2 separate regions of the Homo sapiens genome follow, and region 2 is linked to region 1. Evidence: read pairs that join two places in POLR2A ChIA-PET (ENCODE). Cell type or tissue: PC-9. All regions are shown on one strand. Links, peaks and the distances in the headings refer to the core of each region. The heading gives the core; the rest is flanking DNA. Region 1 holds the start of ICA1 (islet cell autoantigen 1). Region 2 overlaps MIOS (meiosis regulator for oocyte development).

Evidence for each region. ChIA-PET counts read pairs that join two places held together with the same protein. Peaks named below come from ENCODE experiments on the same cell type or tissue, not always from the same donor. Only the 100,000 strongest peaks of a DNase experiment are listed, where the experiment ranks them.
Region 2: POLR2A ChIA-PET joins it to region 1 with 11 read pairs; 2 of 35 experiments call an interaction of 5 or more read pairs at or near these places.

Annotation. Positions count from the first base shown.
Region 1 is chr7:8,259,707-8,262,206 of GRCh38, forward strand. It overlaps ICA1 (islet cell autoantigen 1), which reads right to left and starts at 2,461. Exons shown (of 14, transcript NM_001136020.3): 1 at 2,388-2,461. In PC-9, for the core only: no CTCF peak of the experiment used is centred there; DNase peaks (open chromatin) are centred at 1,285 and 2,465; H3K4me3 peaks cover 1,894 bases; H3K27ac peaks cover 1,781 bases.
Region 2 is chr7:7,579,486-7,588,681 of GRCh38, forward strand. It overlaps MIOS (meiosis regulator for oocyte development), which reads left to right. Exons shown (of 13, transcript NM_019005.4): 6 at 3,633-3,887; 7 at 6,151-6,320; 8 at 9,013-9,078. Among named protein-coding and RNA genes, the nearest start is that of MIOS, 17 kb to the left of the region's middle. In PC-9, for the core only: no CTCF peak of the experiment used is centred there; no DNase peak of the experiment used is centred there.

The DNA of each region.
Region 1 (2,500 bases), core at 1-2,500:
TAGGTGTTACCGCAGGGATTCTGATTTTGCTCCATCAGGATCCAAAGCCCATGAGTCCTCCATACTCCCTCAGAGTGTTAGATATGATTGTGATACGAAATGTATCAGCTTGGGAATCAAGAAAAAAGCGGGGGAAAAGTGTTTTTTGAGTTTAAAGTTCTGCTGAGGCAGATTGCGAATGGTGGTGGGGTTGGGGGATAAGATTCATTAGTGATCTATGTTGCCTCATGGACAAAACATGCAGATAGCATCCTTATTAATGGTTCCCATAAATCTAGTAATGCAGATGGAAAAAAAGGACACTAGTGACCAGCGTGCTGATTATAAACACTGCCACCTACCCTCAGGCTCAACCAACGAAGAGGAAAAATTCATCCTGACACTTGGGGCCTGTTAACTTCCTCCCTCTCTCGCATGAGGTTTCTATAATCTTAAAAGTTCATACCAAACATAGGTTTATCCTTCTACGTTATGGCATAACTACCAGACCTCCATACCGCTAATGCTGCTTGCACCTGAAAAAAATGTACTATTTAGTCAAATACCTTGAAAACGTACTGATTTTGAAGGCTCTGAGTAACAAAATTTTCTATACTTTTCGTGAGATTGATCTTTATGCACTGCGGTAAAGATGCGTAGAGAAAGCAGTCAGATAGTTACTCAGGTGTTCCAAATGGGGGAAAATAGTTACAAAATAAACCACCCAGGCAATTACCATCCAGTATCTTTAGCACTCAATGATCCACGGGTGGAGGATACAGGGTTAACGTTTTTTAACATCAGGTCTCTCCACAAATAGCCCGCTGTAGCTTAACTGTTACGTTTTCTAAAGATTCATCTTTATAAACAGTACAATTATTTCCCTTTGTAATACAAACAGAAACAATTAGAAAGCAACATCTCCTGCAATTAAGATGTATGTACAGTATTAGTATAAAACCAAAGAGTGATATTTGAGCTATTCAGGATTATAAATTGATTTTGTCCCTGTGGTATTCTCTACAAAGGGTGTTTCAAAAATAAAGACTGAAATCTAAAAATATATCTTTGGTTTGAAAACTTACTTAAAAGCATTTTTAGAGAGTGTGTGTTTTAAACAGGGGGTATGAAATTGCATCGGGAGCCTAGATTTCAAACTAAGCATTTCTTATTTCACTCCCTAACCACAGAACAGTTCAGATCTCAGATTCAAACCAGAGGGCCACAGAAACCAATTTGAGATTTTCCGAAGAGACTTCACTGAAACGTATGGACAAAAACATGTTTGCGATGAGTCATATTTTATAGGACCTTAATGGCCAATAAATGCCTTATGTGTCTTTCTTCCTACATTCAGTATCACTCCCAAGCAAGCTGGTGACATATTTTCCAGGCCTTGATAATTTTTATACCGTTACCAGATCTCGGTTACTAAGATTCATGAACAAAACCCTTTCTTGCGCTAATTTTTTAATGCCATCTAAATGAAGAGAACGCGATTCTTTCCAAACTAACTCTCCCCAACCAGGCAGTTAATGCCCTTCGCCAGAATAAGGGCGCGATACTTTTAAGACCCCAAAGAGAAGCTCAGGTGCTTTGGGGGTACTACAAGTAAAAAGACAGTGGGAAAGGTTCCTGGAGAGCCGCTTTGGGGGAAAGGCAGACATAACAACAGGATATGTTCGTTTCTAGAGGAAGCAGGAGCTGCAATAGCCCCGGAGCAGGAAAGGCGGAGTCAGCAGCGCCCAAAGGAAACGGGCGCGCCAGGGTTTGCTGGAACCGGGGTTGCTTAGGGGTTCTCGCCCCGTCTAGTCCGAGACTGCTGAGCACCTCGCCCCCGGGGGACCAAGCTCAGGCCTCCTGGCACTAGTGGTTATAAAGAGGTACCCATATGCTCTCTGCCGCCCCTGCCAAAAAAAGGGCCACGGAGGGGAAGAGAAAAAGCACACACCAGGCGCCGCGGCAGGTGAACTTGTCAACAAGTCAACCCTGGACGCAAGTCCCTGCCCACCAGGGAGCTCGGGGTCCTGGGGCCGGAGCCGCCGGGAAGGCGAGGCGCGCGGTGGGTGGGTGGGGTGGGCTGGCATGGGTGCCGGTGCTCCCAGCGCTGGGGCCGGAGCGCGGAACGCTTCCCTACCGCTCCCCCGGGGCTGACGCACGCTCTCACGGCGCGCGCATCCTCCAGACCTTCCCAGGCCGGAGGGAGGAGGGGAGGGGAAGGGGCTGATGCGGTTCCCGCACCGGGATCCGGGACCCGAGGAGGCGACTCGCCTATCACGCGCCGCCCGCGGAGGGCAGAGAAGGCAGCTCCTACCAGGCGTCCCCGACCGTCCCGGCTGCCGGGCGTCTCCTGCTGCTTCCTGCAGCCCGCCCGGCGCGCCCCCGCCCCGACCCCGGAGGGCAGGTACCTCGGAGCCCCGGCCCCCAGGAGCCTCCCGGCCGCGGTCGGAGCGTCCCTCCGGATCACTCATCCGACGTCAGCGTCAGCCGAAGGCGAGGGAAAGGGGCGGGGGGAGCGCAG
Region 2 (9,196 bases), core at 3,967-6,466, 680 kb before region 1:
GTTTAGGTACTCAAATACTTACCATTGTGTTAGAGTTGCCTGCAGTATTCAGTACAGTAACTTGCTATAAAGCAGAGGTGTCCAATCTTGTCTTCCCTGGGCCACAATGGAAGAATTGTCTTGGGCCACACATAAAATACACTAAGAATAGCTGATGAGCTAAAAAATAAAAAAGTTCTTAAAAAATCCCCCCAAAATCTCATAATGTTTTAAGAAAGTTTACAAATTTGTGTTGGGCCGCATTCAGAGCTGTCCTGGGCTGTGGGTTAGACAAGCTTGCTTTATAGCCTAGGAGCAACAGGCCCATGTAGCCCAGGTGTGTAGTGGGCTATGCCATCTAGGTTTGTGTAAGTACACTGTGATGTTCATACAACAACGAAATTGCGTAATGACACATTTCTCAGAATGTATCCCTACTGTTAATCAACTCATGACTGGATTGTTCTCTATTCTGTTCCATGACATGATTTCTATAAAATAAAAACTCTTTGAGAAATTAGAATATTATTATTAAGCTGTAAGGAACCATTTGAAAAATAAATTGCTGATTTTTGCTCACCTGTTTTAAAATTGTATTATCACTAAATACCAGCTTTAAATCCAAAATTTATAGGAGAGATATGAAAATACACACCTTATAATACATCTCAGCCTCTACCTGAAATTAAATGACTGCATTCTGCCCTGACAATTTAAATTTGTTATTCAGAATGAATGTTTTAATTTTTTTAATAAGTGTTTTGTTAACTTTTATCATTAATCGTTAAAAGTTTTCACATTATAGTCCTTAAAAATCCACTTTCATAAGCTAAAAGTGATTTTGTCTTTGGGCTGACTCCCCTCATGGTTGCAAATAAAGTAGCATGCTCCTTCTTTTTAGTGGGTAGGAAGTGCTGTTAAAGTAAGAAAACTTTTTGGAAGTTTCCTCTTAACTCCTTGACCTGAATTGGCAATAGTTTCCAATAGTCAGGTTAAAAATACGTAACTTCAAGTGGAATTATTTAACTAATTTTTGTATTTCCAAAATTTTACAAATAACACATCTTGAAACTTTTTCATAAAGCAATCGGATATAATTTAAAATATGTACTAACATGCATAATATTTTAGACTTGCCACAGCCTAAAATCAGATAATCACACAAGGTTTTTAAAAGTATGAATTAGGTATAAAAGAGAGTTTAGACCTTTGACTATGTACTATTTTACCTTTTTTTTTTTTTTTTTAAAGAGACAGAATCTCACTCTGTCACCCAGGCTGGTGCGATCTCGGCTCACTGCAACCTCCGCCTCCCAGGTTTAAGCGATTCTCCTGCCTCAGCCTCCCGAGAAGCTGGGACTACAGGTGCACACCACCACACCCGGCTAATTTTTGTATTTTTAGTAGAGACCGGGTTTTGCCATGTTGGCTGGGCTGTTCTCGAACTCCCGACCTCAGGTGATCCGCCCACCTCGTCCTCCCAAAGTGCTGGGATTACAGGCATGAGCCACGGTGCCTGGCCTAAAATTTTTCTTAAAAATCATTTAGTCTGAATACTTGAAAAGAGTAAAAATAGGCCGGGCACGGTGGCTCATGCCTGTAATCCCAGCACTTTGGGAGGCTGAGGTGGGTGGATCACCTGAGGTCGGGACTTCGAGAACAGCCCGGCCAACATGGCGAAACCCGGTCTCTACTAAAAATACAAAAATTAGCCGGGTGTGGTGGTGTGCACCTGTTGAGGCAGGAGAATCGCTTGAACCTGGGAGGCGGAGGTTGCAGTGAGCTGAGATCGTGTGCCATTGCACTCCAGCCTGGGTGACAGAGCAAGACTCCATCTCAAAAAAAGAAAAGAAAAATTTTATATATGTAATTTAACTTGCAAATGACAAGTTTTTAATATTTTCTTATTTTTGCTTGTGTTTGTTTATGCCTTTAATTCCTTGACCAGAATGACTGTAGCTAAATTAACTTTGGTAGTGTATTTTCATTCATTTACTATCTCGTCATTTCCATGGGTCAGGAGTCTGGGCACACCTTAGCTGGGTCCTCTGTTGAGAGTCTCAAAAAGGCTAACCAGAAGGTATCAGCCAAATTGTATTTATTTCTAGAGGTTGGAGTGCTCTTCCAAGTTCATGGAGTTGTTGGCAGAATTCAGTTCCTTGCAACTGTGGGACTGAGGTAGCCATTTTCTTGAGGGCTAATGGCCAGAAATTGCTCTCAGCTCCTTAGAGGCTATTCACAGTTCCTTGCCACGTGGCCTTCTCACAGACCCTCTCAGAGCACAGCAGCTTTTACATCTTCAAGATCATCAGCAGGAGATCTGTCTCCTGCTGCTTCTCTCTTACCTCGAGACTGTCTTTCAAAGGACTTACTTAATTAGGTCAGGCCCACACAGGATAATCTTCCCTTGATTCGCTCGGTGAACTGAGTAAGGGCCTTAATTATATCTGCAAAATGCTTTCACCTCTGCTGTATTCTGTTATCTCGAGACAAGTTACAGATTCTACCTGTACGCAAGGGGAGGGGTTTACACAAGAGTGTGGTTGGCGGGGCGGGAGGGCGGGCCAGGACAGGAATGCAGCCGTTTTTAACAGTTCTGCCTACAACCAACAGGTTGAATGAGGAATTCTAGAAACTGTCTGCTGTTGATCTAGTTATTTACAAATGTATAATTGCAGTATTGTATGTAAATATATAAATATATAATTACTGTAAATTACAAAGGTAAATTACTACAAAAAATAAAAAGTTGGTAATGTTGGACATTCATGTTGCCTAATTCATAATTTAGTTTATTCTGAAAATCCTTTTTGTTAAAAAACATAATTATATAATGACAATTTTGGTGGTAAAACTTTCTAGAACATTTAAGAATTTGTTATTATAGTTCTTAAGTGTCATCTTTATTCGTTTTGACTTTATTTGGCACTAAGTATCATCCTAAGTGAAATTACCATGTCATTAGGATCAACTGCCTTGATTGCAGTATAAATAATGCTATGTGAAGGCAAGGGTTTGTTCTGAAAAAAGAATGAGAAATGAAGTTTTCTGATTTAGTAAGGGGAAAAATAGCCCTCAAGTTAGTCCCATTATATTTTAAAATTATTACTTACCTTAAACTTTCAAAGTACTTTGAAGTCTGTAATCTTGTTTTTTAATGTACAGAGAAAGAAGGAAGAAAGCAAGATCACTTCTACTGGATTTCAGACAGTAGGGATACCTTGTGAATAAAACAGACAAGACACCTGCCCTTTTGGAGCTTATGCGCTACTGGGAGAAGAGATAAGACTGAAAAATAAATTAATAAATGGGAGCACATATTAAGTGCTAAAGGAAATAGAGGAAACAATGGGTGGTGAGTTAGATAATAACAAGTATGTCTATTTTAGATTAGGTGGCCAGGCAGTAACTCAGTTTAGTCCATCTGAGCATTTGCTCTTATTTCAGTAGTTCTTTGCTAACTCAAGGAGCTACTGTACTTAAAAACATGCAAAATATGTTGTATTTGTGGCATAGTTCATATTTACACTATCATAAAATTATGGCCGAGAAGTTAAATATTCTAAATGTGTCAACATAGTTCTCTGTAAAACTGACTTACTTTCCAAATATATTTTGAAATAAAACAATATAAAAATGTTTTCTGTTTTTAGGAATGGTGGAAAGCAGCAGACATAATTGGAGTGGGTTGGATAAGCAAAGTGATATTCAAAATTTAAATGAAGAGAGAATCTTAGCTTTACAGCTTTGTGGGTGGATAAAGAAAGGAACGGATGTAGACGTGGGGCCATTTTTGAACTCCCTTGTACAAGAAGGGGAATGGGAAAGAGCTGCTGCTGTGGCATTGTTCAACTTGGATATTCGCCGAGCAATCCAAATCCTGAATGAAGGGGCATCTTCTGAAAAAGGTATTAGGTTATAAACTAAGATATTAGTTATAATCTAAGATGTTAGCAGTTCATGGAATCTTTTAAAGAAAAGAGGCTAATAATTTTCAAATATCTAATCACTTAAAATTTTAATTTAATTTTTGTTGGAGGAGAAAACACAGCAGTATATCTATAACAGTAAATACTTAGCTCATCTCTTATGCCTTGGTTTAGGGCTGTAAAAACAAAGATGTGTCTTAAATGTTAGTATAATATTATAAGGAGTGCTCAAGTGTGTCCATTTTCAATGTTTTCTCTTAAAGATAGTTCACATAACATTTTTTAAAATATATTTTCTTAAAGATTAGGGCTACTTTAGCCTACAAGTATTTTTACGATCCATATTTGAGTGTTTTAGTTTATACTTTCTTTGGGATGGTTATTGTTTGACCTTTAAGAAACTCTGAATGACACTTTTATTTAGGCTAATACAAATTGTTATAAAAAGCATACTTTGATCTTCAAATTGCTTCTTGAATCTGGTGATTAAAATACAGTTTTCATTTAGTATTTTTTAAAAAGAAAGAGATAAGGTTTTTTTACTCTGGCATTTTGCCAGAGGATCCTCGGAAAAACAAATCCTAATACAAAACCTCAGGGGTTTTTTTCTTATCAGGAATATTTCGCTTGGAAATAACTAAAATATATATAGCTATTGGTCTTTAGTACACCTAAAAAATAATTTTTGAATATTCAGAATACTGAATCCTTACTTGCTGGTCCATTTTGAAACCATTATAGTTTAGCTGTAGCATAGAGAAAAACATGAAATTCACTGTAATTTTTTTTGTAGTCTAAAAGTTAAAAAAGTCAATGTTTTGCTCAGATTGGCATCTTTTCCTTCACCTTTGCTCTAACAAAAGTCTCCCTCATTTAAGAGTGCAATAGAAAATAGGTGATGATGGAAAAAAGAATTGATATTTAAAGCCATTTCTAATTATAATTTTGCTATAACTTGAAAGGGTGATACTTTCCTATCTTGTGTACCTGGGAAATTTGGTGGTCGATTTAAACACCCATACTAACAATAGGGAAAATGTATCTTTCCAGTGATTTTAAGGACTGAAGAGAAGACTTCTCTGAGTCAAACATTCTTTTCCATTTAGAAGTAAATTGTTCTATACAAAATCCAAAGATACTTCTTTGCTATTTTTATTTTTATTTTAAAAGACCTTAAATCTAATGTATTAGGCAAAGGAAGCAAGCACAAAGTAACTTGGGAAAGTGTTTATAGAAATGAGGAATATAAAGCTGTTAAGAACATAAAGTGGGAAACACTGCTTTATTTGGAAAAGAAAGAAAAAGATTAGAATCAAGAAATAGATTAAGAAAACTTATATAATAAGTGTAGAAAATACTTAAAAGTCAAAGTTAAAGGAAAATTCAGTTTTTTCTTTTGAAGCTGAACTTCGGTTAGAAGACTAGGCAGCCATACTGCTGAAGGCAAAGTTAGCAGCTTATCAGCATGCATCTAAACTGCTAAGAACAAATGTTTAAAAGACTATTGGTAACAAATGCTTTCTTGCAAATGGGTCTAAATGCAGTTCTGTGGTAATTCTTGTAGTTCATTTTGTCCTGGAAAAATTGTAAGTGTAATACTGTAATTAAAGTATTGAAATATTACTTTCTGCACTTTGCATTGACACTTATATACATAAGTGTCTGCATTATATATTTAGGAATAGGAAAATAAAATGATTTTGAATATTGCAGTCTTGAGATGCAATATTTACTATAAGTGTTTTTGAAATACCTTTACATTAATAAACTTGTTAAAGTTGACAGTGATTCTGGTAGGATGACTTCACTTTTCTTCATTTAGTAAGCAATAACATACATATATGGGAACATACACAGGAATAACTTATATAAGACCCTGCCTGGATTGAGAACTTGAAAAGTAAAAGATCTGCTTCCCTGCACAGAGTTTGCACACATGGGCATGAGTTTTATAAGGGTAGAAATGTTTTGCTTATTGTCTTTGCCAAATTTTCCAGTCTGAATCAAAACCCAAACCCCCCCCTTTTTTTTTTTTTTCAAGAGTAAAGTGCAACTTTATTAAGAAAGTAAAGGAATAAAAGAATGGCTACTCCATAGGCAGAGCAGCCCAAAACCCTTATTCTCTGAGCTCATTTTTCTGAGGGTAAAAGTCACCCTCTGATTTCTATTTATGGTTTAAGAAATGTAGAAGAGATATTAAGCTTTTGATCACTTTGATTAGCTGGCTGTTTTTAATATGCAGGAGATCTGAATCTCAATGTGGTAGCAATGGCTTTATCGGGTTATACGGATGAGAAGAACTCCCTTTGGAGAGAAATGTGTAGCACACTGCGATTACAGCTAAATAACCCGTATTTGTGTGTCATGTTTGCATTTCTGACAAGTGAAACAGGATCTTACGATGGAGTTTTGGTAAGCTAACTTGTTTTTTAAGATCTTCCTTTGAATTAAGATAGGAGTTTTTATCTAACTTTATTAAAATTTTCAAATGTCTGTTGCATAAAATATTATATTTTTATGCATATGTTATTTAAAATAAGGCATCTTGGGCTTTTTTTTTGAGCAGCTCTTCTTGAGTGTGATTCCCGTCCTAGAGTTAGTTAACTGATACCAAACTGGATTTGATTTTTATGGTTTTAATATAATTTACAGATATAGAAGGAATAAAGATTTTATCCTTTAGCTTAAGAACTGAGCTGTAGAAATCTACAGCTGTGTAAACATAAAAATATATTCGCTGTTTACACTGTGCACACATGCACGTGTGTGTGTGTGTGTGTGTGTGTGTGTGTGTGTGTGTGTAGTTAAATAAAACAACTCACGATTATTGATCAGTTATGGTGGAGGTGGCCATACATCTTGTCCCAGTTAGTCTTTGTGGTTCCTGTTAGGAATGATAACAGTACTTACAGTGGACTATTTCAGCTTTTTATTTGGTCTTTGTGTTATTCTTTTTCTCTTCTGTTTTAACCACCTGTGATCATAACACAATCAAATAGGTTCTTTATCACAAAACGGGGAAAGAAAGAATGAAGTGAGATTTGCTTACCAGTTTTAGCTATTGGGTTTTAAGCTAAACAATAGTACTACAACTTTCTTTGCACTACTTGGCTTCTTTCTAGCAGTGGGAAGAACTTTCTACACTGAAATTCATTTCTGTGTTTGCTACTGTACCATTTCTTATCAATTATACATTTCTTGAATAAGTGATTTAAGGATTAGTCCCTAAGAATTTGTAAAAATATGTATTTTATTGGAGCAGCTTAATGAAATGTTTAATAAATGTGTATTTTGCACTTTATGTACTTTATTACTTTTAATAAATTACTATTGAACTTTTTCTGACCAATTCAAATTAATACGTATAATGTTAGGACTTTATTTTTTAACTGTAATTAATCTTTTTTGTTAAACAGAAGACTTTAAATGTATCTTGGAGAGATAAAATAATGCTTTCACGAAGTGTTAGAGAATGATAGAGACTAGATAAACAAGTGGATTGTTAACTTCTGAATTGATAAAAGATGTATATTGTTTAAATATTAAATTTCTGCATTTTAAGTTAAGTGACCCATAATAAGTACTTTTCTTTCCCTTTTTTTTTTTTTTTTTTTTGTTGTTGTTGTTGTTGTTTTTGAGACAGTGTCTTGCTCTGTACCCATACTGGAGTGCAGTGGTGCAATGGCAGCTCACTGCAACCTCCACCTCCTGGGTTTAAGTGATTCTTGTGCCTCAGCCTCCCAAGTAGCTGAGACTGCAGGCATGCACCACCATGCCGGCTAATTTTTGTATTTTTAGTAGAGACGGGGTTTCCTCATGTTGGCCAGAAATATCAATTCTGGTCTCGAACTCCTGATCTTGAATGATCCACCTGACTTGGCCTCCCAAAGTGCTGGGATTACAGATGTGAGCCGCCATGCCCTGCCCCAGTATCCTTGTTTTGCTATACATAAATTTGAGTTATTAGATAACAGTCATCTTGAGTACGAAGTTCATATTTCCAAGCTGTTTCATTTATGTATTTAGTTATACTTTATGTATAAATAATTATAATTAATGTTGCTATTTAAAAAATGTTAATAGTAATGTGAAAAGTACTGAATTGGGAAGTCGGAAAATACAGGCCTGACTCCTTGCTCTGCCCCATTTACCATAGCCATTCAGTTAATTTTTTTGAGTATTACTTTCTCGAGATGTAAAATGGGACAGAATAATGTTTATAACTCTTTCCAGATCAAAATTTTGTAACATATGCAACTGAATCTAAGAGTTAAATCTAGTTATATGAAATATGTTCTCTCTTTAGGGCAAAACCATATTTTATCATAGAAAAAATATGCTAAGATATAGGTATCAACTGAAGTGATCTTACGGTTAAAAAAGTAAAATTTTCATAGGATGACTTCAGTGGAAATTGGATCTTTTTTCCACCCTTAAATTATTTTTACAAATTACAAAATTAATTGTACCTTCCTACATTTGTAGTAAATATATTTCAAAAGTGTTTCATGATATTGACGAGTTTACAAAAATTTTAGTTATTATAATGCCTCTGAAATCTTTGCCACAAACCACCTATATAACAACTTTAGCCACAAGAGTGTGTCTGTTTATGTTTTAAAACTTGTCACTTTGTACTTGGAAACGTATATTGGTATTCTTCTAAGTTGTGTACTGGTGTAGCCAATTCACAAATTTCTTAGACTTACTGATTAACTTAGTAGCCAAGGAAAGATTTCCTTAGTTCTCTAAAATTAATTTCTATGATGGAAAGATTATGTGGCATCTTAAATTTGATATACTGTGCATCATTGCTTATGTTTTATGTTATGTAAGACTGACCTGGATTTTTAAAAACTGAATTTGGCTAGTGTTTAAAAGGTAAATTTTTACTTTGCAAGGACAAAACCTTATTGCTGAATTTCCTAAGAGTTACATCAAGAAAGGCATCTCAGGCAATTAATGGCTCTGCAAGATAAATATAACTTATTAATAAATTTGGAAATAAACATATTCATTTTATTTATATAAAACATTCAGTCTCTGCAAAAATTTAAAACCAGTGCGCCTAGAAGTAACTCCTTGCTTTTTCTCTTCTTTCCAGTATGAAAACAAAGTTGCAGTACGTGACAGAGTGGCATTTGCTTGTAAATTCCTTAGTGATACTCAGGTGAAAACTGATTTAATTCCACATTTGAAGTAATTAATATGTACTGTCACAATTATGTAAGAAACTAGTCTTTATAATTACATATGTATGAGATTGATAAGCTAATTCTTCTAAAAAG